Linked DNA regions of Homo sapiens: all the other regions are linked to region 3. The links are chromatin loops, found by intact Hi-C in ENCODE. Cell type or tissue: mammary epithelial cell. All regions are shown on one strand. Links, peaks and the distances in the headings refer to the core of each region. The heading gives the core; the rest is flanking DNA. Region 1 overlaps RREB1 (ras responsive element binding protein 1). Region 2 holds the start of LINC03055 (long intergenic non-protein coding RNA 3055). Region 3 has its middle 81 kb from the start of LINC03055. Region 4 has its middle 28 kb from the start of LINC03055. Region 5 has its middle 97 kb from the start of LINC03055.

Evidence for each region. Hi-C counts contacts between places; a loop is a spot of excess contacts. Peaks named below come from ENCODE experiments on the same cell type or tissue, not always from the same donor. Only the 100,000 strongest peaks of a DNase experiment are listed, where the experiment ranks them.
Region 1: a loop joins it to region 3, with 2.3 times the contacts of the local background. A loop is called at or near these places in 5 of 110 quality-filtered maps.
Region 2: it touches region 3 in a loop (8-fold over the local background); 6 of 110 quality-filtered maps call a loop at or near these places.
Region 4: a loop joins it to region 3, with 4 times the contacts of the local background. A loop is called at or near these places in 11 of 110 quality-filtered maps.
Region 5: a loop joins it to region 3, with 2.9 times the contacts of the local background. A loop is called at or near these places in 2 of 110 quality-filtered maps.

What each region holds. Positions count from the first base shown.
Region 1 is chr6:7,146,240-7,150,790 of GRCh38, forward strand. The region is part of intron 1 of RREB1 (ras responsive element binding protein 1); the gene reads left to right. Among named protein-coding and RNA genes, the nearest start is that of RREB1, 41 kb to the left of the region's middle. RefSeq lists an enhancer at 209-358. In mammary epithelial cell, for the core only: no CTCF peak of the experiment used is centred there; DNase peaks (open chromatin) are centred at 192 and 2,362; H3K27ac peaks cover 2,137 bases.
Region 2 is chr6:6,882,106-6,886,656 of GRCh38, forward strand. LINC03055 (long intergenic non-protein coding RNA 3055) reads left to right here and starts at 3,568. Exons shown (of 3, transcript XR_926430.2): 1 at 3,568-3,928. The region is part of intron 1 of LOC105374903 (a long non-coding RNA gene); the gene reads right to left. In mammary epithelial cell, for the core only: no CTCF peak of the experiment used is centred there; no DNase peak of the experiment used is centred there.
Region 3 is chr6:6,802,117-6,806,667 of GRCh38, forward strand. No RefSeq gene overlaps it. Among named protein-coding and RNA genes, the nearest start is that of LINC03055, 81 kb to the right of the region's middle. RefSeq lists enhancers at 929-2,128, 1,438-1,617, 1,868-1,927, 1,938-2,077. In mammary epithelial cell, for the core only: CTCF peaks have their summits at 1,138, 1,826 and 3,214 (motif pointing left); a DNase peak (open chromatin) is centred at 1,665; H3K4me3 peaks cover 153 bases; H3K27ac peaks cover 3,593 bases.
Region 4 is chr6:6,855,246-6,859,796 of GRCh38, forward strand. No RefSeq gene overlaps it. Among named protein-coding and RNA genes, the nearest start is that of LINC03055, 28 kb to the right of the region's middle. RefSeq lists an enhancer at 1,411-2,610. In mammary epithelial cell, for the core only: no CTCF peak of the experiment used is centred there; a DNase peak (open chromatin) is centred at 2,106; H3K27ac peaks cover 249 bases.
Region 5 is chr6:6,980,060-6,984,610 of GRCh38, forward strand. No RefSeq gene overlaps it. Among named protein-coding and RNA genes, the nearest start is that of LINC03055, 97 kb to the left of the region's middle. In mammary epithelial cell, for the core only: no CTCF peak of the experiment used is centred there; a DNase peak (open chromatin) is centred at 2,082.

The sequences.
Region 1 (4,551 bases), core at 164-4,163, 340 kb after region 3:
TTCTAGAGCAGTCTGTGGCCCGCTTACCATGCCCTCTGTCATGTAACATAGGCCCCATTCAGCAGCAGCATTCTTGAATGTGCATTTATGTCTCTGTGGGACCGGGGGTAGATGGCCTGAGAGGGGGAAAGCAGGAGATGGGAGGGGAGGAGGCGAGGTGGGGACGGAGAAGGAAGTGTGTGCACACGCAGACAGCCTGGGAGGGCAGTGAGGTGGAGTCACTGCAACTCGGTGCCAGCAAGTCAGGAGACATTACTGCTGGAAGTATCCACAGTTAGCTCTGACTTAGGGGACGTCTTGTGGCCATAAATGTGGAGGAACCGAGCTCTTTAAAAGCCAGTTTGGGTCTGATATAAGTTCTGCTTCGTGTTTGTGTCCATTCACTCCGTAAACATACCATATATAGTCATGTTTGAGCTCACTATAACACACATTGCAAGGGAGCCGCTCATAGTGCACACATCCTTTGGCTGTTAGAAGCAGACTCACATAGGCTATTTCTGGTGTGTCGTGGCTTTCTTCTTTCTTTTTTTTTTTTTGGTGGGGAGGAGGTGGTGGGGGAGGGAGAGGAAAAGGAGCTCTTTTTCCTTCCATCTTCACACTGGTTGGAAGATGTTTCTGATTCTAGTTTGTCTGGCACTCTGAAAGCTAAGGAACTGTATTGTCATGGCAGAAGAAACAATTCTCTGTGTGCATCTGTTTTAGAATGAAACCGTACTTTTCTTAGTATCTTAACATCACATGCATTTTGTAGTTTATGGTCTCCAGTCTCCAGCTGTTTTTGGAGCACCTTCTAACTTTGAGAGGGTGAGCTCTAGCCTGTAAAATGGACTGTGGGTGGCTCGTGGAGAAGGTGCCCTGGTGTGCTTTTCTGTGTCCTCTCTGGATTCTCCCTGAGCTGTCCACCTCTGAAGCCTGCTTCACCTTCAGACTGCCAGGGCAAGACATGCAGCTTCTGCAGAACTCATGGCAGCCGTTTTCCACTTGGCCGAGCTGGGTCTGTGAAGCAGAGAGGAATCAGTAATAGGAAAGAAATGTAGTTGTTTTTTTCCCCCTTAGAATACCTACCATACTGCATTTCAGCTTGGAGTGCGCAGCATGAGGCATTTGTGGTTCAGAAAAGAGGTCTTCCTTTTTCCTCCTCCTGTTTTCTTTTCCTTCCTTCTCCCCAACTCCCCAAAGGCTTACTGCCTTTCTTCTCAGGCCACGTGTGTAGATAACCTTTGAGGAAAAGATGGTTTCCGTGCTGGGATATTTGGATATTACCTAAAGGGACAAGATGAGCCCTTTCTTTGCCTTGTTTTCTTTCTCTGGCCTCATCAGAGTGAATTATATCTGACTGTGTGACAGTTAATTGTACCATCCATCCCGTGTCCTAAGCTGATAAGCCCCTCTCTGTCTGCCTCCATCAAGCTTCTTTGTTTGAGAAGTTCCTAATGCAGTAGGAGAACAAAGTGACAGTTTTCTTATTTACTGAAGTCTCTAAAGCACATTCATAATGCTCTTCATTGTATCTTTCTTATAACTTCATTCCTTCAACTTAGGTAATTAAATTGTTCCATAGTACCAGTGATTGATAAGTTAAAACTTCCTCAGAAACATCAGTGAGTTCAGGAAAAAAAAAAAAAAGTTTGTGTTTTAAGCTGCGTGTATTCATTCCAAACTATTATTGGCTTGGTAGACAGTATTCACAGTAAGACACTGGACACTGCTGGATTGCCAATTACCATTGTGGATATAGCAGTTGATTAGCTAGCTGACTCAAAAGTAGTATATTGCTTATGTAGAGGTCGCTTATTTGGCATTCTTCGGTCCAGAATATTCAGCCGATGTGCTTGCGAGTGAGTGAGAGCCAGCAGGGTATACGTGGGGGGAGAGGTATGTAAAATAAAGTTTTCAAAGCCACAAAGGTGTTAGGAAGTCCTGGTACTAACACTCCTACCTTGATTCCCATTGATCCTTTAGGCCTGCACTTCAGCACTATTTATTCTTACTGTAGATACAGCCCTGGCCACCTTGTCTCACATTTTCCAGTCTACATTTCTGAGGCCAATGTTGGGGATGGAAAAAAGCCATCAGAAGGAGACACATTGACAACAAGCAGAAAAGATGTTAGGGGATGAGACAAGAATTCAAACGGCATGGCGGATTCCCATTGGGGGAATTTCACAGACTGGACAGAGGAGCCCTCTGTGTTATTTCTTAAAACTGCCTGTGTATCCACAATTATCTCAGGAAAATTTTCAATTGAGAAAAACAAGCATGGCCAACAGAGCCATGTGGTACAGTGGCAAAAGTAAAGTGGGGGGGGGTGGGTATGTCACTAGTTTCCAGAGGCAGCCTAGTGTAAGTTGTTCATCGTGATGATCCTGAGTCACCCCCACAAAAGGCTGAATTAATCATACATTGATTCACCATGCTATGCTTAAGGAAACAGGGAAGTTTGAAAGATACTTTAGAATGATTGACACCCAGGAGTTTTATATGGAAAATTAATTTCTGAATACTTTCCTTCCCCCTCAGTGATGTGCAGCTGCTTCATGAGTTAACATGACGTGTTAGAATAAACCTTTCAGTATAGTCAGACATATACTAAAATATTATATATTTTGCCCAGATTTGTAGAAAAAAAGTTATTCATTAACAGATTCAGATGATGTCCAAATACCATACCAGGTTGTCTGTATTCCCTTTATTTTTTGAGACAGAGTCTTGCTCTGTTGCCCAGAATGGAGTGCAATGGCATGATTTCGGCTCACTGCAACCTCTGCCTCCCAGGTTCAAGCAATTCTCCTGTCTCAGCCTCCCGAGTAGCTGGGACTAGAGGCGCGTGCTACCACACCCAGCTAATTTTTGTATTTTTAGTAGAGTCGGGGTTTCACCATATTGGTCAGGCTGGTCTCAAACTCCTGACCTCAGGTGATCTGCCCGCCTTGGCCTCCCAAAGTGCTGGAATTACAGTTGTGAGCCACCACGCCTGGCCATTTGTCTGTATTCCTAATGTGAATTGTGCATATTTATCACCAAAAGAATATATAAAATGTCATGGATTTTTAAAAGCAAATGATACCAAAGATCCCTAGGTACCAGAGAAGTCATAGACATCCTGGAAAACATAGTCTCTGTAGAAAAGGAATACTGAACTTAAAGGAAGTCTCAAGTTAAATTTAAACCATCAAATGGTGAATTGGAAGGAAGGAGTGCCCTCAACTAAGACTTACTGTAAAAAACCATAGAATTTTAGAGCTGGAATGGACTTGAGAGGTGACTTGTTCTGTTTTTATGAGTTTGTCTTCATTTTACCCAGTGTTCTTCCACAATTCATGTCTGTGCCCAGAATTGAACAACTCACCTGGAATAGTGTCCACATGGCTTTTTGGCCATGAGGAATAATCCTAACTTGGAAAATAATAGGTATTTACTCAGCAGAAATTATTAGGTTTTGGGTTTTGTTTGTTTTTTGTTGAGACAGAGTTTCGCTCTGGTCGCCTAGGCTGGAGTCCAGTGGCGCAATCTCGGCTCACTGCAACCTGGCGCCTCCCAGGTTCAAGCGATTCTCCTGCCTCAGCCTCCTGAGTAGCTGGGATTACAGGTGTGCACCACCACGCCTGGCTAATTTTTGTATTTTTAGTAGAGACGGGGTTTCACCATGTTGGCCAGGCTGGTCTCAAACTCCTGACCTCAGGTGATCCACACACCTCGGCCTCCCAAAGTGCTGGGATTATAGGCGTGGGCCACTGCGCCTGGCCTGGTTGGTTTTTTTTTTTTTTTATTCTTTTTTCAAGGTTATTTGCTAATTTTATTCTTCTCAGTAGTTCCATTTTATAGGTAGAGAACACTTCAGCACTCCATGGTGCTATACCAGACTCTTTCTTGGCCTTGTTATATATTAATGGACATTTTCATGGAAATCCCAGGGTTGAAAACTCCCCAGAGTTGCTAATACCTGCTACTGGTTCTCAAGTGGTTTGATATTATATACATAAGTGTGGAGCATTGCTGGACCCAGGTTTTAATAATCAGATTAATAGATACATTTGAAACATTGTCATATTAGCTTTTAATACTACTGAATTTAAGTCTTCTGTGCACTTAGGTTTGCTGTAACGCATGGTTAACATATATAGGTTGGTATAAATTTTTCTGTTCCTGATTCAGATAGGGTTTTTGTGTGTTTTGGGTTTTTTCTCCATAAGAGAAATTGTTCCCTTTGAAATTTTAATTAGTTTTGAAATTAAACTATAGTTGTGCATATGCATGGCAGCTATACCTCCTGATTGCTATGCTGAAGGTAGAAAGTATTCTCTTGTTGTATAGACATTGGTCATACTGTCAGGCAAGGGAAATGCCACTAATTTCTGTTTCTTGAATTGCATACCAGAAATAGGAATTCGTTGTCTGACTGTTAGATGCTCAGGGCAGATGGAAAAGTAAGAAAAACCAGGACTTCCCAGGAAGCAAGTGGCAGATCTGTGTGCTGACTGTTTCAGGGTGGGGATGGCACAGAGGGGGCTTGCAGGAGAGATGTGGCCGAGGGTGGAAGAGCTTGTC
Region 2 (4,551 bases), core at 273-4,272, 80 kb after region 3:
CTGTTGGCAGCATTTTCTACCAGAGCTTTCCTTCCACAGGGAGAAGATTCCCAGAGCCCTTAGGAGCCAGGATCTGGCGGTTGGGAGATAGCAGTCATTCATGCATGCATGCATTCATTCATTCATTGTTCATTTGTTAAATATATATTGAGGTCTTCTAAAGCTAGATGTGCTATGTCCTGAGAATAAAGGTGAACAAGACACAGTGCCTCCCCTCAAGGAGCTTGTCAGTCTAATGGAGAGTAAAATTGCAGACAGAAGGACTCTGTGGAAAGCTCCAGACAGGTCATGTCACTCCTCTGCTCAATACTCTACAATGGCTCCCATGCTCCTCAGAGTAAAGGTCAAGGTCCTTCCCACAGCCCCGTGGGACCTGGCCACCCCATAGCATTTATCCATCCTCCTGCTCTTTTCCTCCTTTTCTCCTCTCTAGCCACACTGGCCTCATTTCTCCTGTCTTCAGGACTTTGTACCATACCTTTAGATGCCATGCCATACCATACCATACCATACCATACCATACCATACCATACCATACCATACCTCACCATACCATACCTCTAGACGCTCTTCCCCAAATAGCTAGATTGCTCACTCCCTCCCATCCTGCAAGTCTTTCCCCAAAAGAGGCCTTCTCAGGGAGGCCTTGTCTAGCCACCCCATCTAAAATGTCAACACCCCCAGTATTTCATATCCTCTTCCTGATTTATTTCTTCTTCTCAAGACATCTTCCTCTCTAATATTCTCTACCCTACCTCCTAATCTTGCTTAATTTCTATCTCTGCCCACCAGCATGCAAGCCTCCGAGAGCAGCAGGGAGCTTTGGATTATTTTGGTTTTGTTTTGTTTTTTTGTATTTAGAGCAATTAGTGACTAATACAATATATAGAAGAGGGGGGAAGAGAGGAAGGAAGGAAGGAAAGAAGGAAGGAAGCAAATGAAATTTTCAATATAACCTGGCACCATGGAAGCACACAGAAAAGCCTCCTAGCCCAGCCTTGGGAAGCCAACAGGCTTTCCTGAGAACTGTAGAATGAGTCAGAGTTGGCCAGGTAAGGAGCAGACAGAAAGGTAATTCCAGGAAGAGGAAGCAGCACACACCAATGGCCACACCTGCAGGGAGACCTAGGTGCCGTGGGAACTCGGTGGCTGGAAGCTGCATACAGCTGAACGTGGCACAGTGGCGAAAGGAGGGCGGGGGCTGAGTGGAAGAATCCTGCAGACCATGAGAAGGTGTTTAGAATCCATCAAGAGAGCAGAAGGAGGCAGCGGAGCAAGCAGCCAAGTGCCATAACCAGATTTTCCCTTTACAAAGGCCAGAGTGAGGAAAATAGATGGGAGGAGAACAAGACTGGAGGCATAGACATCAGTTAGGAAGATGTTTCACTCACTCCACTGAAAGACGCTAATGGATGAATTAGGGCAGGAGTCAGCAAATATTTTCTGTAAAGGGCCAGATAACAAATATCTGGGGCATCTTCGGCTCTGTCTTTTTAGCAAGAAAAGAAGCCATGGGCCGGAGCAGTGGCGTAGGCCTGTAATCCCAGCAATTTGGGAGGCTGTGGTGGGAGAATCACTTGAGCCCAGGAATTCGAGACCAGCCTGGGCAACAAAGCGAGGCCCCATCTCTACAAAAAAATTTGAAAACTAGCCAGATGTGGTAGTACATGCCTGTAGTCCCAGCTACTCAGGAGGCTGAGGTGGGAGGACAGCTTGAGCCCAGGAGTTCGAGGCTGCAGTGAGCTGTGGTTGTACCACTACACTCCAGCCTGGGCAACAGAGTGAGACCCTGTCTCAAAAAGAAAAGAAAACAATAAAGAAATCAGCCATGGGCTGGGCACCATGGCTCACGCCTGTAATCCCAACACCTTGGGAGGCTGTGGCAGGTGGGTCTCTTGAGCCCAGGAGTTTGAGACCAGCTTGGGAAACATGATGAGACACCATCTCTACAAAAAAACAAACAAACAAAAATTGCCAGGCATGGTGGCGCATGCCTGTAGTCCCACCTACTCAGGAAGCTGAAGTAGGAGGATCGCTTGGGACCTGGGAGATTGAGGCTACAGTGAGCCGAGATCGCACCACTGCATTCCAGTCTGGGTGACACAGAGACCCCATCTCAAAAAAGAAATCAGCCTTGGATGGTATACAAATGAATGAACATAGCCATGTTCCAATAAAACTTTATTTACAAACCAGTCAGCAGACAGATCAGGCCTAAGAGCCATAGTTTACTGACTCCTGAATTAGGGGGTAATAAAGAGAAATCCATGTATTGAAAGAATGTTTAAGAGCTACAACTAGTAGAGCTTAGTGATTAATTGGCTTTGGGAAGCAGTCAAGGAGGTACCAGTGGCTGAAACAATCAGCACCCATGCCCATGAGTAGAGGCTGACCGTGAGTCACTCGGAGAATCTCTGTATCTTCCTATTTCCAAGAAATCAGTGAAAAGTTGTGCAACTTTTTTAGTGTAATGTTAAAAAAAATTCTTCTATATGTGGGATAAAATTGTCACAATGCTTAAGAGGATACATAATAAAATCTCAATTTTCTTCTCCCTTGATCCCCGCTTCCCAGTTCCCGGGCTTGCCACCGTGCCACTTTCAACTTCATGCAGCCTCCAAGGGCACCAAGTTTCCATGGCATCCACATCTCCTCCAGGTACAGGAATTGGCTTTCTCTCTGCCTCTTACCTGGCTGACTCTGACTCGTGTGTTCCAGGGAAGAATGGCCTAAATTGCAATGAGGGAGAGAAAAGGATCCCCCTGCAGCCCTTAAGCCCAGGCGGGTCTGGGGCCTGCCTTGAATTGTAGGGATCACACCCCTCTAGGCCTGAGAGCCGCTGAACGGCCCTATTAGTGTTTTCCTGCCCGGAAATGTTTCCCTCCTCCAGCCTCCTCTGCCAGGTCTTCTACAAGGTGCCCTGTACCTTTCCTTTCACCCGACTCCTCCCCAGGTCAGATAAAGCTGGGAGCAGGAGGCTCCTCGAGCCCCACTGAGAATCAGAAAATATCAGGGGGTGCGTGTGTGTGCTGGTGGGGCTGTTGCCAAACTATGCCTGGAGGTGACAGCAGTGATGCCAGGACACGGGGGCCGATCTTGGGTCTTCACAGGGAGGGAGAAGTGCCAAATTCTCCAAAAGTGCGCATCAGGCAGTGAGGTTAAAAATAACAATAAAATAAATTCTAAAATAAATAGGCCAGGCATGGTGGCTCACACTTGTAATCCCAGCACTTTGGGAGCCTGAGGTAGGAGGATCACTTGAGCCCAGGAGTTCATGACCAGCCTAGGCAACAGAGCGACACCCCATCTTTAAAATAACATTACATTAAATTAATAAAACAGAATAAAATCAATTCAAAAAATAAACATAAATTTAAAATTAAATGAAATAAAATGCCAAGTGGCCAGCGGTGGGCCGCAGCGTGTGGGGCAGGCAGGCAGGAGAGTGGCGGGAAGAGGGACTCCTCCTTCTGAGCACAGTCTCCAGAAGTGGCTCCTTGTCAACAATTGTAAAGGTCACATGCTGACGCGACAGTTGCTGAGGCTGTGATGCAAACGCACGCAGGAAGCGTTGTGCAAGCAGGCTCTGGAGACCCGCAGGCTCCTGGGCAGAGGGCTGCCTTCTGTGTGGGCTTGCCCCTCGCCACACCTGGCCAGGAGCCTCCCCCAGCCCCGTGACCCTTGTGTCAGAGCCTGGCCAGATGACAGACGGCCTGGGGTGCAGGCGAGACCCACTGAACTGGCAGCTGAGGACAGGTCCAGGCCCAGTGGCTGGGGGACTTCTCAGAGCAGGTACCACAACAGCTACCCAAGGACTCAGGACTTTTCTCCCACAGCCAGACTTGGTGATTGCATGAAGGAGCCCAGCCTCGGATGACCTTTCCCCGTGACAAGGCACTAGGAGAGCACAGACCTCCCCACACAAACAGTAAGTCAGCATGTGGTTAAAAATGTAAATATGCACTACAGAGTTTAAAATATATCAACCGAAGGAGTAAAACCAGACTGTCTGCTTGTCTTGGATTCATTTTGTGCTGTACAAGGCTCAAAAGGAACCCAAATTCTGGCTAAAGAGGCCTTTTATGGGAGGCCCCGCCTTGACGGTGACAGGTTGAGACCTATTGCAAACCCGTGGTGGCCTCACCCACCAATTTCCTCTGCAGCTTCTTCCCCCTCCATGCTCCAGGCTGGCCAGCAAGCAGGCCGGGGGCCAGGGGCACACTAGCTCCAGGCGTGACAGCCAGATGCTTCCTGCACCACCAGGCCTGCTCCGAGGCTGCATCCCAGAAGCCACTCCAGGCAGGCAGGGTTTCTTCCCAACATCTTGGGAAACAGAACTTACACATTACCCCCAGCACACACACAGTACCTAGAACACTCTGGCTTCAATGCCACGCCCATCTCTGTCTGTGTCTACACTGTTTGGGGTTGATTGATAAGGCCCCAAATGCATTCCCACCAAGAGCTCGTTTTGCAGACTTATCATATCACACCACGCCAGGGGCACGTGCACGTTTTAGAACATGGTATCCTAGAGGTGACAGTGCCCTA
Region 3 (4,551 bases), core at 257-4,256:
TCTCTGGGCCTGGAATGGCTCCTGCCTCAGTTTACCCATCTGAAAACTACCTAATGAGACGCATCCTCGGCCCAGGGGTGGGAAAGGATGAGTGAGTGGAGGCAAGGGGGATGGCCCGGGTGGCCGGCTGCATTCTCTGCTGTCCACCCTCCTGCCCTCCTTCTGGCCACGTCACCTCTCCTCCCTCTCCTTGAATCAGATTGACCCAATAACAGCCTGATCATCCAACTTCCACCCCATAGGCATCTCCCAAGACACACTGGGTTGAGAATGACTGTGCTGCCACTCCTCACCGAAAATCTCTCCCTTCTATGAACACCTCCCTGCTGGGACCAGCCCTCCCTCTCAGGTCGCCAGTTGCCGCACCAGCCCTTGTTGCGTGCTGGGGACAACACCATCACTTAGCTCATCACAGTCTCTTCTTGCCCCCTCAGTGTCGTTCTTGGCTTCCACAAGGGTGCTGGGCTCCTGACATCAGCACCCAGCTCCTTGGGACACACCCCCCTGCCATCTGCTTGAATCAGGAGCCAACATAGGGAGGCAACCTGGAGTCCTCAGGGTCCCTATGAGCTGGGGACAGAGCGGTCATCATTACTTACACGGTCAAGATGTCCTCTTTGTTCTTGGTCATGAGCTTGTTCTTTGTTGGAGGGAAAAAAATTGAGGGATGTTATTCTTTAATAAAAGTTTAAAGAAAAAAGAGTGGAGGGAGTGGCGAGGAGCCAGGGAAGAGGATGTTGTAGAAATCGGGAGAGGGGAGATGAGGGAGCACCTGCTCGGAGACAGTCCTTTTCAGGCCATGCAGTGACACCTGGACCTCGAGGTGAGCCACAAGCACGGTGGGATGCTTCCCGTCCATGGCACCACCGCAGGGGCTCCCTACGGGATCTGAAGGGTGAGGAAGGTGAGGACGGCCACCAACCGAGACAGCGTGGGCCAAGCTGGGTTCTCTGACCCAGCCCTTTCACGTGCCTAGTGTGGCATCAGCAAACAAAAAGGAACTGTGCGCACTGCCCTTGTCCCCCTCCCCAAGCCCTGGAGAAGCCCTGCAGTCCTGCTCTGTCGGATGAGGCTTTGTCACAGAGGAAGCATTGCGTCCGTCATTGCTAATGATGAACAGGTGACAGGGTACTGCCAAGTGCTGAACCTCATGAGGGCACAAGCAAGCCACCCACCAGGAATTAAAGGGAGTCACAGGGTTTACTCAGAACAAGCCAGGTGCCTTTCAAGCAGGGATTGTGTAATCCTCACCATAACCTAATCAGGTCTATGTCAGAGCCTCATCTTGCAGATACAAACACTGAGGCCCAGAGAGGCTGTCATACATCACGGTTGCACAGCAGCTGGGGGAGCCGGGATTTGAACTCAAGACTCCAAAGCCCTTTCTCCTTGCCTTGCCCAAGATGCCCTCTTATGAGATCGGCAGGCAGCCTTGTTATCATTCAGCAGCTAAAGCTGTGGCCAGAGGAAGGTGGAAAGGTGAGGACACACTGCTTCTCCTCACAGTCCAGCGAGTCCCTGCCCGACTCCTGCCCTGCCTCAGGGGAGGGAAACACAAAAAGGCAGATCCTTTCCTGGTGCTGGACACACCCCGTGACGTGTCCCAGGGGTACATGGATGCCTCTGTCATGAGTGAGCCTTCGAGGCCGGGCGAGCACCAAGCGTCTTGCAGTGCTGAGACACACCTGGGGCCAGGCTCCTCCTTCAGGGAGGAAGAAAGATGTGGCAAGATGAGTAATGAGGCCGGGCAGGGAGGAACCTGGCTGGTTTCAGTTAACGCAGGTTTGGGGAAGCACCCAGCTAGCTTCAGTTCAGGACACCACTAGGCGAGGAGGGCACCTCTCTTCACGGTTCTGTTCCATCGTGATGTCTGTCCTAAGCAAATGCTGTCTATGATCCTTCTGCAATCTTAGTGCCCCAGAAGTGGCTAGGGATCCTTGATTTGGCCATAATGTCCTGCAGATTGGACCTTATTTCCATCTCCCCAGAAGCTTTTTGGAAACAAGAAAGGCCATTTCAGAGTACAGGTGCAAGAGGGCCACAGAAGAGCCTGAGGCTGATGCCAAGCTGATGGGGTGAATCTAGTCCACATGACCCTAGAAGGAATATGTCTGACTTCCTGCTCCAAGACTATGGGAGGGGAAGGAGGCAGGAGGTAGAAAAGGGGGAGGCAGTGTCTGCCTGGCTGGGTTTTAGGGCAAGGGGCAGGAGGAGGGTAGGGTACAGGCCAAGGCTAGCACGACATCAGCCCTGGCTGGACAGAGGTGCTGCTGCCGGCAAGAACCCACCCTCATCCTCATCCTCATCTGTTGCCCACTAAAAACTCCATGGTTTCCACAGAAACAAAACGAGTCCCATCTGCAGGTGGGGCAATCCTCTTGTCCCTCTTTCTGCCTCACCCTCGTTTCTCACTGCCTGTCTCCTCCCTCTCCCTTCTTCTTTTGCATCTCTGTCTTCCCCTGAACCTCTTCCACACCGCCATTCCCTTATCTCCACTCTCCTTCCTCCCCCTCCCATCCTGCTCATGCCCATTTGAAATGGGAGCACACACTGGGCACACTCTGCAGTGCCCCCTCAGGCGCTCCCAACCCTGGCAGCTGTGCCATAAGCTGCCAATTCGTCTCAATATTCTATTTTACCATTCTGGCAATTTTCAGCTATGCATGAGATCTCTCAGAATATTGCCTTTGCTTTACTTCTAGGTGTGGCATTAGGACTAAGTCTGGGCCAGTGAAAAGTCAGCAGGTATGCTGTGTGCAACTTTCTTTTTTATTTTAGAGATGCGAACTCAAACTCCTGACTCAAGCAATCCTTCCACCTCAGCCTCCCCAGAAGCAGAGACAACAGGCCGGTGCCACCATGCCCAGCATAGTGTCCAACTTTTTAGAAGTGACCACAGATAAAGGCAATGTGCCTCAGTCTTTCCTTTCCACCATCCTTGTTAGCAGGAATGTGGACATGATGGCCGGAGCTCATGCAGCCACTTTGGCATATGAAGTCTATGTCTCAGCCAGTGTATCTACTTCCCAGGATCTGCTCAAGTGTGGTTCCTCTGCTCAGTACCACATTAAACTTCTGAGAGGATCACCTGACATCACCACCTTCTTGTAAACCATGAAAGAGTTTTTATTTTTTTAAATGAGGTTCATTGAGTTTCATGCCATCTGGTGGCAGAGATTACTGTGCCATGACATTTCACCTGCCTGGCCAGGCTGGGCCCATGGTGGTGGATGTTCCTGACTTCCCATGTTGCTTGTAGGCACAACCCAACAGCACATTGCTTCATGCCTCGCGTCACATGCCTCCCACCACCTGCCTCAGGGCTTCCCTGTTACTGTGAAGAGCAAGAAACCCGGGGATCTACTCATTCAGGTAGACACACGGCCTTTCCAGACAAGGTCTGTTGGGCTGAGATGGGCAGGTGGAGAGTCCCCCTGACTCACACCCGCTCACTTACTGGCCCCAGGTCCTGTGTTCACAATGCAGATGCTCCTGCTGCTGTTTCAGGAGCTGCTTTTCCCAGCTAGGAGATGCCAGCTGGTGCCACCTGGAAGTGTGGAGTCCTGCTGCCCCGTGAAGCCAACTTTGACTAATGGGGGACATGGCCAGGCAAATTTTTCTCCCTTCTTCTCATATGTATTATTCCAAGCCCCAGTGGGCCTTTCTAGAGACACTCTGTGAAACTAAACAATTAGCTGCATTTGTTGAAAGCTGGGGCCGGCCTCGTAAAGCACCCCTTTGTATTCTACTCCTTCCTTCTCGGCCTCACCTCTTTCCCCCTTCCTCTTGCTTCCTGGAGTTGCATTCCTCAAGAAAGTATTTGTACATTAGCTTTGGCCTCAGTCTCTGGTTTTTAGAGAACCCAAACTAAGACAGGGAGACACATGGAGGATGGCAAAGAAGAGATGCGGAAGGAGCCGGGGTCCTAAGAATTGTGGCGTTGCCAAACCCCTCCTGGACTGGGGGCTTCTTGGCCTTTAACCTGGGAGAGAAACAAATGTCTCTCTCATATTTAAGCTACAGCTATTCAGGACTTTCTCTTACCTGTAACCTTTTCCTAATAAATGCAGCTGCACGAGCCGGGCTTGGTGGCACACGCCTTTAATCCCAGCACTTTGGGAGGCTGAGGCGGGCAGATCACCTGAGGTCAGTAGTTCAAGAACAGCCTGGCCAACATGGAGAAACCCCATCTCTACCAAAAACACAAAAATTAGCCAGTTGTCATGGCATGCACCCGTAATCTCAGCTACTGGAGAGGCTGAGGCAGAACCCAGGAGGTGGAGGTTGCGGTGAGCCGAGATTGCACCACTGCACTCCAGCCTGGGCAACAGAGCGAGACTCTGTCTCGAAAAAAAAAAAAAATGCAGTTGCACATGCAAATCACCTCTGGGTTGCAATTCCCTGGACAACACCAGCCCATCATTAAAATGCTTTATCTCCTTTCATTCCCATTTCACTTTCACTGGCATTGCCTTATTTTGATCCATGCAACATTCCTACAAGGCAGGTTGGACAGATGTAATTATTCCTTTCCATTCACCACCCCTTCCT
Region 4 (4,551 bases), core at 142-4,141, 53 kb after region 3:
GACTTCTACTAGAGCCAGGAAGTATCATTAGATTTCCATCATTGACACCCTAACAAATCTTAGAGACTAAGGAGTCACATTTGCAGCCTGCTGGCCATCTCAAAAGCCTGTGCCTCTACTGAGGGAGTGGGAGAAAAAAGACCTCAGGACCAGAATTTAGTGAGATATTCTATAAACTCCAAATCCAACCATTTTCCATCCATTCATTCAACATATATTTATTGAGCTCCTCATGAGTGCCAGCCACCATCTAGGCATTGGAGATAGAGTGGTGAACAAGCCAACTAAGTCTCTGCTTCCATGGAACTTGTACGTTCTAGGGAAGGAGAGAAATCAGTAAACAAATGCATGTGTAAGACAATAGTCATCGAAGAGAATTTTAGGCAGGGATAAATACTACTAAGAAAACTAAGGCAGGCCAGTCATGGTGGTTCACACATGTAATCCCAGCACTTTGGCAGATCACTTGGCCCAGAAGTTCAAGACCAGCCTGGGCAACATAGTGAAACTCCGTCTCTACAAAAAAAATACAAAAATTAGCAAGTCTGGCTGGGTGCAGTGGCTCATGCCTGTAATCCTAGCACTTTGGGAGGCTGAGGTGGGTGGATCACCTGAGGTCAGGAGTTCAAGACCAGCCTGGCCAACATGGCAAAACCCCATCTCTACTAAAAATACAAAAATTAGCCGGGCATAGTGGCATGCGCCTGTAATCCCAGCTACTTGGGAGACTGAGGCAGGAGAATCGCTTGAACCCAGGAGGTGGAGGTTGCGGTGAGTGGAGATTGCACCACTACACTCCAGCCTGGGCAACAGAGTGAGACTCAGTCTCAAACAAAAACAAAAGCAAAAACAAAAACAAAAATTAGCCGGGCGTAGTGGCACGTGCCTATAGTCCCAGATACTCGGGAGGCTCAGATGGGAGAATCACTTGAACCCAGGGAGCAACAGAGTGAGACCCTTTCTCAAAAACGCAAACAACAACAACAAAAATTAGCCAGGTTTGGTGGCTTACACCTGTGGTCCCAGCTACCTGGGAGGCTGAGATGGGAGGATCAAGGATCAAGGAGGTTGAGGCTGCAGTGAGCCATGATTGCACTATTGAACTCCAGCCTGGGCAACAGAGCAAGACCTTGTCAAAAAGAAAAGGAAGAACGAAGGAAGAAACTAAGGCAGAATGGGAGATAGTGATGATGGGTGGGTGGGGTTGCATTCCACAGAGCTGTCAGATAATGGGAGGAAGGAGCTAGACATGGAGGGTCTGGGAAAAGCATCCCAGGATGAGGAACCAACAGAGATCCTGTGTCGCAGGACCAGGTTTGGAGGCTGCTGGCACCATGAGGACGTGAGGGCTGTAAGCTGGCAGAGCTCTTAGAGTGAGCATGCTGAGAGCTGTAGGTCATGGGTCGGAGCGTGGGTTCTATTCTACTGTGACAGGAAGTCATGCCGTGAGAGGATTTCCCCGCAGTGAAGTCAGGTGATTCGTGTCCTTAAATGCTGCCCGAGGACTTCTGAGTAGGTGGAGCCTAGGGAGGGAGAGCAGAGGCAAGGGGATCAGTCGAGCCCCGCTGGTGGGATGAGTCTGCCGGGACAAGGGGTGCTAGCTGTGGTCCTCGTCTGCCTTGTTCTCAGCTGTATCCTGGCCCCCAGATGAAGCCTGGCCACAGTGTACTTGGTAAATAGTGGTTGCAGGAATGACTGAAATCCTGGCCTGAGTGAGCTCACAACTTTCCATATGAGGCAAATAAGCAGATCTGTTGGTTATGACCCAGATACGTGGTGACCAGGGCAAACGTTTGTCAGAGGAGTGACGGGTGGGGGCTGGACTGTCTTCCCGGTACAGCTGTGGAGGAAAGCAGGCAGTGCAGCTGGGACATGCAGCCGCTGTCCCCTGGGGCTGGCGGAAGGGTGTGGAGTGACGGAGAGGGAGAGCTGCTGATCAGGGAGCTGGGCATCCCGTTGCAGCCTTACTGGGAAGCTTGCATCCCAGAGCCGACTTGCCTCACCTTTATTCAGGGATTCAGGCCCTTCCCCTCCCCCAAGGGCTTGCTTAATTCCCCTGGCTTCCTTGAGGCATACTCAGAAATTCCTTTCAGTTCCCCTTTCTGCTGGCTGTGCTTGAGGCAGGGATGGGCCAAATACCCTCCACGCCCTTGGTCCATCCAGAAGTACTGAGTCAACAGCCCTTTCCCAGAATCTACCTCCATCTCTTTCCACACCTGCAGCCGGACTGTTCCCAGGAATGAGGTGGGGCAGGACCTGAGAGCAAAGTGTGAGCTGGTGTGCAGAACCACCCGGAGGTGGAAGGAAGCTAGAATCTAGTGTAGGGTGCCTCTGACACTTGTCCCACACATAGATCTCCCAGGGATGACTGTGTGGGTCCGAGGTGGGATGGAAAACTTGCATTTCTTACAGGCTGCTGGGGATGCTGGTGCTGAGGCTTCCGATCACCCTGGAGGCACGGCTCTGTATGAAGGCAGGGTGAGGTTGGCAGAGGAGAGATAAATACAGTCACAATTTACTGAGTGCCAGACACCGGGCTAAGGGCATTATGTGAATAATCTCTTTTAATCCTCACCAGCCCTGTGAGTTGGCACCATTATTATGCCTATTTAACAGATGAGATTTAGAAAGACTGGTGAACTTGCTCAAGGTCACAGAGCTTGCAAGTGAGACTTGAACTCAATTGTCTGACTCCAGCAGTTGAACTATTAAGAGAAATTCCGAGAGGATAAATCTTGATCGTCTGACTATGATGTGTTGTAAGCAACAACTAGAGAAAAGATCAAGAAATGAAAAAAGATGCCCATACAGCCAACAAAGGGAAGGGTGTATATTGTATATGCAGCTATGACTGGACCCAGTAGAATTTCAGGATGCCTCAACTTCTGAACCAATCAAGATTAAAAATAGCTGTGACAAAAGAAAAAAGATAGCATGACACATTATCCTCTTTGCTTCGAATCTATCTAAAAATCTATATTTCAGGATAAAATTCCCTTCAGATTTAAAAATTTCTCTTTTATTTTTGTTGTTCTACCCCACCACATCCCAGGGCGTTTCGTTCAAAATATGTAGTAAGTTATTTCTCTAAATTGTCTTTGTTTTTTATGTATAAAGTATAATAGATAAGCACCTAGTATAAATTATTTCAGATTACTATACTACTGTACAAGGTAAACAGGAGATATGCTGAAATGCAGTTGTGGAGTTACGGCCTGACTTGGTATGAATAGCCTTTAGGTGTTGGACAGGGAAAAAAATGTTGGACAGAATTCTCCTTGCTGGACATCGTGCACATTGAAAATTAAAATACGTCGTGGAATTTAAGTATTTATAATCAGCACAACTCAAGTAAAAGCAACAATCTGGTTTAAATCCTTCACAAAAGGAAACTCAACGTTGGAGCATCTGAAGGGCGTACTAGCCCAACTGTTTTCTTTCCTAGGGAGAAAGTCCCTTGAATGTTACACAGGCTTAAAGCATGACCTTGCATTTTCATCCCTTGGCTTCCTCATTTTTGTAGATTTCAAATCAGACCCGAAAGACCGTCTCACGTGGTTAAATAATGTAGTGTCTGGGTTAATGACTCCAAAATGCAAAATGAGACCGGAGAGAGAACAGACTGTTTCTCCTATAGGCTGCCCTAACTCTCAGCCTCTGGGTCCTCCAGGCGCCCCATAAACATAATCTTGTGCGCTTCTGCTCATCACACCTTGTATGAGTACTCCACGGGTTTATTATACACGCAGGCTCTTGGTGGGGAGACAACAGTGAAACTGATAGATTGTAATTCACGTTCCAGTGAATCCTATGCAGGAGGGGAGGAGTCTGACCACAATAATGAGGCGTTCTTTGTCTTAGTTTTGCTTTTTTAACAAGTTTCCTAAACCTTGGTGAGCTCCATGCTCAAAGGAGTTCAGGGGCATTCTATTCAGGAAATTCTGTTTTTCCTTATAAAATTGGAATTAAAATGCTCTCATCTGCACTTGCTCCCCCAGGCCTTGGAGACTTGGTCCTGGGGACTCCCATGTGTGCAGACCTTGCATTGTCACCCGTGGTGCTTTTTCTCAGCTCCTCCTCTGAGTGGCAGAAGGAACGCTAAAACTCAGATTTCCTGCTTCCACTGCAGGCCTTTCTTCAGATGCTGAATGCCTTTCTACGTTCACTCCGGAATTATTAATATCGGACTGACACCCCCCTGCTTCCATCCTCAATTCCTGTACATATATGCCTGATGTCATCTAATGTTTTCCCTTTGGGGGAAAACAAATTCCAGCTTTCCAACAGAAAGCCCTAGATTTATCAACTCTTCAAGGCTCTCTGTATACAGCATTTTGAATCTAGACAAAATACATAAAGAGTTGATACCTTAGTTTCCAAGAAAATTATGAAAGCAAGCCCTGCTGTTTATGATTATGGGCTCTAAATGTGTAGCCCGGCCCTGTCCAATAGAAATATAATACAAGTCATGCACAGGATTTTAAATTTTCTAGTAGCCATGTTCTAAGAAAAGTAACAGATAAAATTAATATCAACAATATATTTTATTTA
Region 5 (4,551 bases), core at 142-4,141, 180 kb after region 3:
TCCTTGCAACACATCTGGAGATAGACAAGCACGTGTTGCCCCATTATACAGAGGAGGAATCCAAGGGCCAGGGGATTCCACAACTCACCAGGGATACGAAACTGTTAAGTAGCAGAGCAAGAAATCAAATCCAGGTCTGTGGGACTCCAAGATCCTTCACAAAAATAAAAAAGTCACTGGTTCCAGTAGAATCATATACAATGTACTTAGTACTTGCGTGACACTTCACCAGGGGGAGTACAAAAGTGGGAGACCCCACTGGAAGGAAAAGCAGGTGGCCTTGGGAGTCAGAAACACAAGCACCTGTGCCCATGCGTACACAATGCCAAACTTCCCTGCCTTCTTGCCTTCTCTCATATACAGCTTCCCTTCTGTACAGAAGTTAGGTGACCTCTGCTCCCCCAAGGCCTCATAGCCCACAATGAGTTGCCCTCTTCCGAGATGTGTCTACCACTTGCTTGAAAACAAATCCCTTTCTGCCTAGAGAGTGGTTCAGTTTCATGGATCTCAGCCATCCCTGCTCGCACCTAAGTCTGATTCTGTTCTGCACTTTCTCTGCTTGCCACAATAGTTCCAGATTTTCTGTTTGTTTGGGGTTTTTTGTTTTGTTTTGAGATGGAGTCTTGCTCTGTCGCCCAGGCTGGAATGCAGTGGCGCGATCTCAGCTCACTGCAGCCTCAACCTCCTGGGCTCAAGCGATCCTCCTGCCTCAGCTTCCCAAGTAGCTGGGACTACAGGTGCCCACCACCATGCCTCACTCATTTTTTGTATTTTTTGTAGAGGCAGAGTTTCACCATGTTGCCCAGGTTGGTCTCAAACCCCTGGGCTCAAGTGATCCGTCCGCCTTGGCCTCCCAAAGTGCTGGAATTACTGGCATAAGCCACCATGCCCAGCCCAGATTTGTTTTTAAAAGTCTTCCCCAGAAAATAGAAAATTAAAAAAAAAAATTAGAAAAGACAAAACGAGAAAGAAAAAATATAAAATAAAATAATAAAAATGTAACAAATAAGTCTTCCCCAAACCTTACATATCTGCGGAGAAGAAATCATTTTATTGATAACAGCCTAAATCTTGGTGAGATTGCAACATCCTTCTCCCAAGGCTGAAAAAACATGAAGCAAAGAGCTACGAATCTCTGCAGTCTGAAAGCCAGAAGGCCACGTCTCCCTCGCCCAGGGCATGCGTTCCTGCGCAAGAAGAATGGAAAGCGTTCCTTGTTTTTGTTTTGGCTTTCTTCTAGGAGATTTTCCAAAATAAAGAGATCCTGCAAGCTGGCACTTCCTGAGTATGGGGAGATGGAGTAAACGCCCCTCCCATAGTGCAGTACTGTGTATTACATACGTTCTAGGAACACAGTGCCCAAAGCAGTAGTGATTCGACAGTGTGTTAAATTCCAGACATGAACACATGAGTTATTGGACTCTGCGGAGGCGAGCCCTGACCCCTTCTCAATCCAGCCTAGTCCAAACCCTGATGATCTGACAAATAGATATGCAGCTGGTGGATACTACGGACAGGCATACTCTACACAAGCTGTACTATTTAAACAGTTACCTCCTTTGGGTTAATAAATGTACTTCGAGATGACAATATCATTGTTTCAATGGGTGAACTAAATGCAAGAGGGTCTTCTAATTAAAATGGGCTGTGTTTTTCAAAGTTGTCTTTAAGTTTCAGGTTAACTATCCTAGTTTGTGCAGAATTGGAGGGGTTTTCTCAGGATGCAGAACTTCAGGTGGTAAAACTGGCAGAGTCCCAGGCAAATGGGGACAGTTAGTCACCCAGTTCCATGATGGGGAACTTGTCAGGCATTGTGGAGTGCATGGCCTTTGGGGGCGGGGGCTTTTTCTTGGTTAAGTCACGTCATTTTTCTGCACTTCTTTTCTGCATGTGTCCTAAAGCAGGGATACTATCACTAGCCTCAGAGCTCCCCTGTGAGGGTTAAGGGATTCCCTTTGTGTGAGTGGGCACAGCCAGTACTTTGCCACATCAGGAGGGGTAATGGGCAGGTGTGATGAGCCAAGGTGTGGCTGGCCAATTCCGGTGCTCACACCTTGGCCCTGTGTAGAGTTGCACTTTGAAGAGGTATCCATGCCAGGAAGGGTTGTGCCATGAGTCATGAGGGCAAAGCTGAAGTCAGGGTCTGGAACACCAGGTTGGGCTCAGGGACATGAACAAGTTTCAATATAGAAGCAGGAGACTGGGGTCAGTGCTGAAGATGCTAAGCAAGAGGATGGGCCGGGCATGGAGGGTATGCAGGCTGGGGCAGGCAGAGAGAGGCGAGCCGGGTGGTAGGCATGGGAGGCCTGTGTTCAGAGCAGCAGGAAGTCAGAGCTCAGAGACCCAAACTGCCTAGAGGGTACCATCCAGGAGCCATTTCAGCCATGGGAACATAGCTGAGAAACTCACAATATGAAGGGAAGAAAAGGCCTCGGAGGAGCCCAAACCCACATTGCAGTCCCCATACAAGACCCCCTCTTAGACCATGACTCAGATCATGATTCTAAGACGTTTTGTGATCTGTCTTCCATTGCAACGCAGACGCCAAATATTAGCACAAGAAGTGCCATCACAGTCACTCTGAGAAGAAAGGTGTATTAACCATCGGTCAATGGAGAAAACAAATACAAAAGAAAGAACAGATCCGTCTGGGGCCATTTACCATAGACCTATTTACCTAGACCTCGAGGGTCCAAGATCAGAGCCAGACAGACCGTTCCGCTCTCATTGATCCATCCTCCAAGTTTTCAGGATGGCTTATGCCTTATAGATGTTCAAGATCCCTCCCTCACTCACCCACACACCCACTCATCCTGGGAGAATAGGTGAATGAACTGTGGTGCATTCATACAATGAACTACTCAGCAGCAAAAAGGAACAAACCATTACTAAGCAGAACCATCTCAAAAACGTTGTGATGTAGGGGGAAGGGGCAGATGTAAAAGAATTTATACTGTATAATTCCATTAGCATGAAATTCTAGAACAGGCAACACTAACTTGTGATGGCAGAAAGTAGAAAGTGAGCCATTCTGGAGGGCATGAAGGATTTGACTGGAAAGGTAACACACAAGGAATTTCTAAAATGGCAGAAGCAGCTGAGCATGGCGGTGCACACCGGTAGTCTCAACCCCTTGGGAGGCTAAGGTGGGAGGATCCCTTGAGGTCAAGAGCTGGAGATTGTAGGGAGCTATGATCCCACCACTGCATTCCAACCTGGGTGACAGAGCAAGACCCTGTCTCAAAATAAAATAAAATGACAGAAGCATTCTGTCTTGCTTGTGGTGGTTACACAGGTGCATGCCAATTTGCAAAACATATCAAACTAAACACGAGGTCTGTATATTTTATTGTCTATGGTATTTAGTTTTTTTGGTTTTTTGAGATGGAGTCTCACTCTGTCACCCAGGCTGGAGTGCAGTGGCGTGATCTCAGATCGCTGCAATTTTCACGTCCCGGGTTCAAGTGATTCTCCTGCCTCAGCCTCCTGACTTGCTGGTACCATAGGCACGCACCACCACGTCCAGCTTTTTTTTTTTTTTTTGTACTTTTAGTAGAGGTGGAGTTTCACTGTCTTGGTCAGGCTGATCTCGAACTCCTGGTCTCAAGTGATCCACCAGCCTCAGCCTCCCAAAGTGCTGAGATTATAGGCATGAGCCACTGTGCTCAACCATTTTATTGTCTATTAATTACACACCATTTAAAAACAGTTTAGCTGTCTGGGCACAGTGGCTCATGCCTATAATCCCAGCAGTTTGGAAGGCCCAGGTGGGCTAATCACTTGAGCACAAGAGTCTGAGATCAGGCTGGGCAACATGGCGAAACCCTGTCTCTACAAATAATACAAAAATTAGCCAGGTGTGGTGGTGCACATCTGTAGTCCCAGCAACTCGGGAGGCTGAGGGTGGGAGGATCGCTTGAGCCAGGGAGGCAAGGTTGCAGTGAGCCAAGATTACACTGTTAACACTCCAGCCTGGGATACAGAGCCAGATCCTATCTCAAAAATATATATATATTTATATATTTTATATATATAATATTATTATTTATATATATAATAAAATATATTTTTTTGAAATAGGGTCTGGCTCTGTATATATATACATACACACATATATGTATATATATATACACGCACATATATGTGTATATATATACACACACATATATATAACATTTTGAAATGCATCTACTGACAGCATTTTTTTCTGATTTAAAAGTACTGCATGTGTCAATTATCTGTTTGAAAATTCAAACATCAAAATAACTTTTAAGAACTCTATAGTCATTCCAAATGTTACACACACACATCATTCACCCCTCTGTGTGCCTGGCATCGTGCTAGTCACTGGGAATACAAACGTCAAGAACCATGATCCAACTGCGGACAGATAGACCCTTGACCCAATGCTTACAGGATAGTGTGACAAGCAATGAGGGCAATGAGTAAGAAGAGGTCGGGAGGTGGGTGGGTGGGAGTCTGGGAAAATGTCCAGGCACTGACAATGTTGGAGCTGAGCCTTGGAGAATGCATATATAACTAAGCGGATGG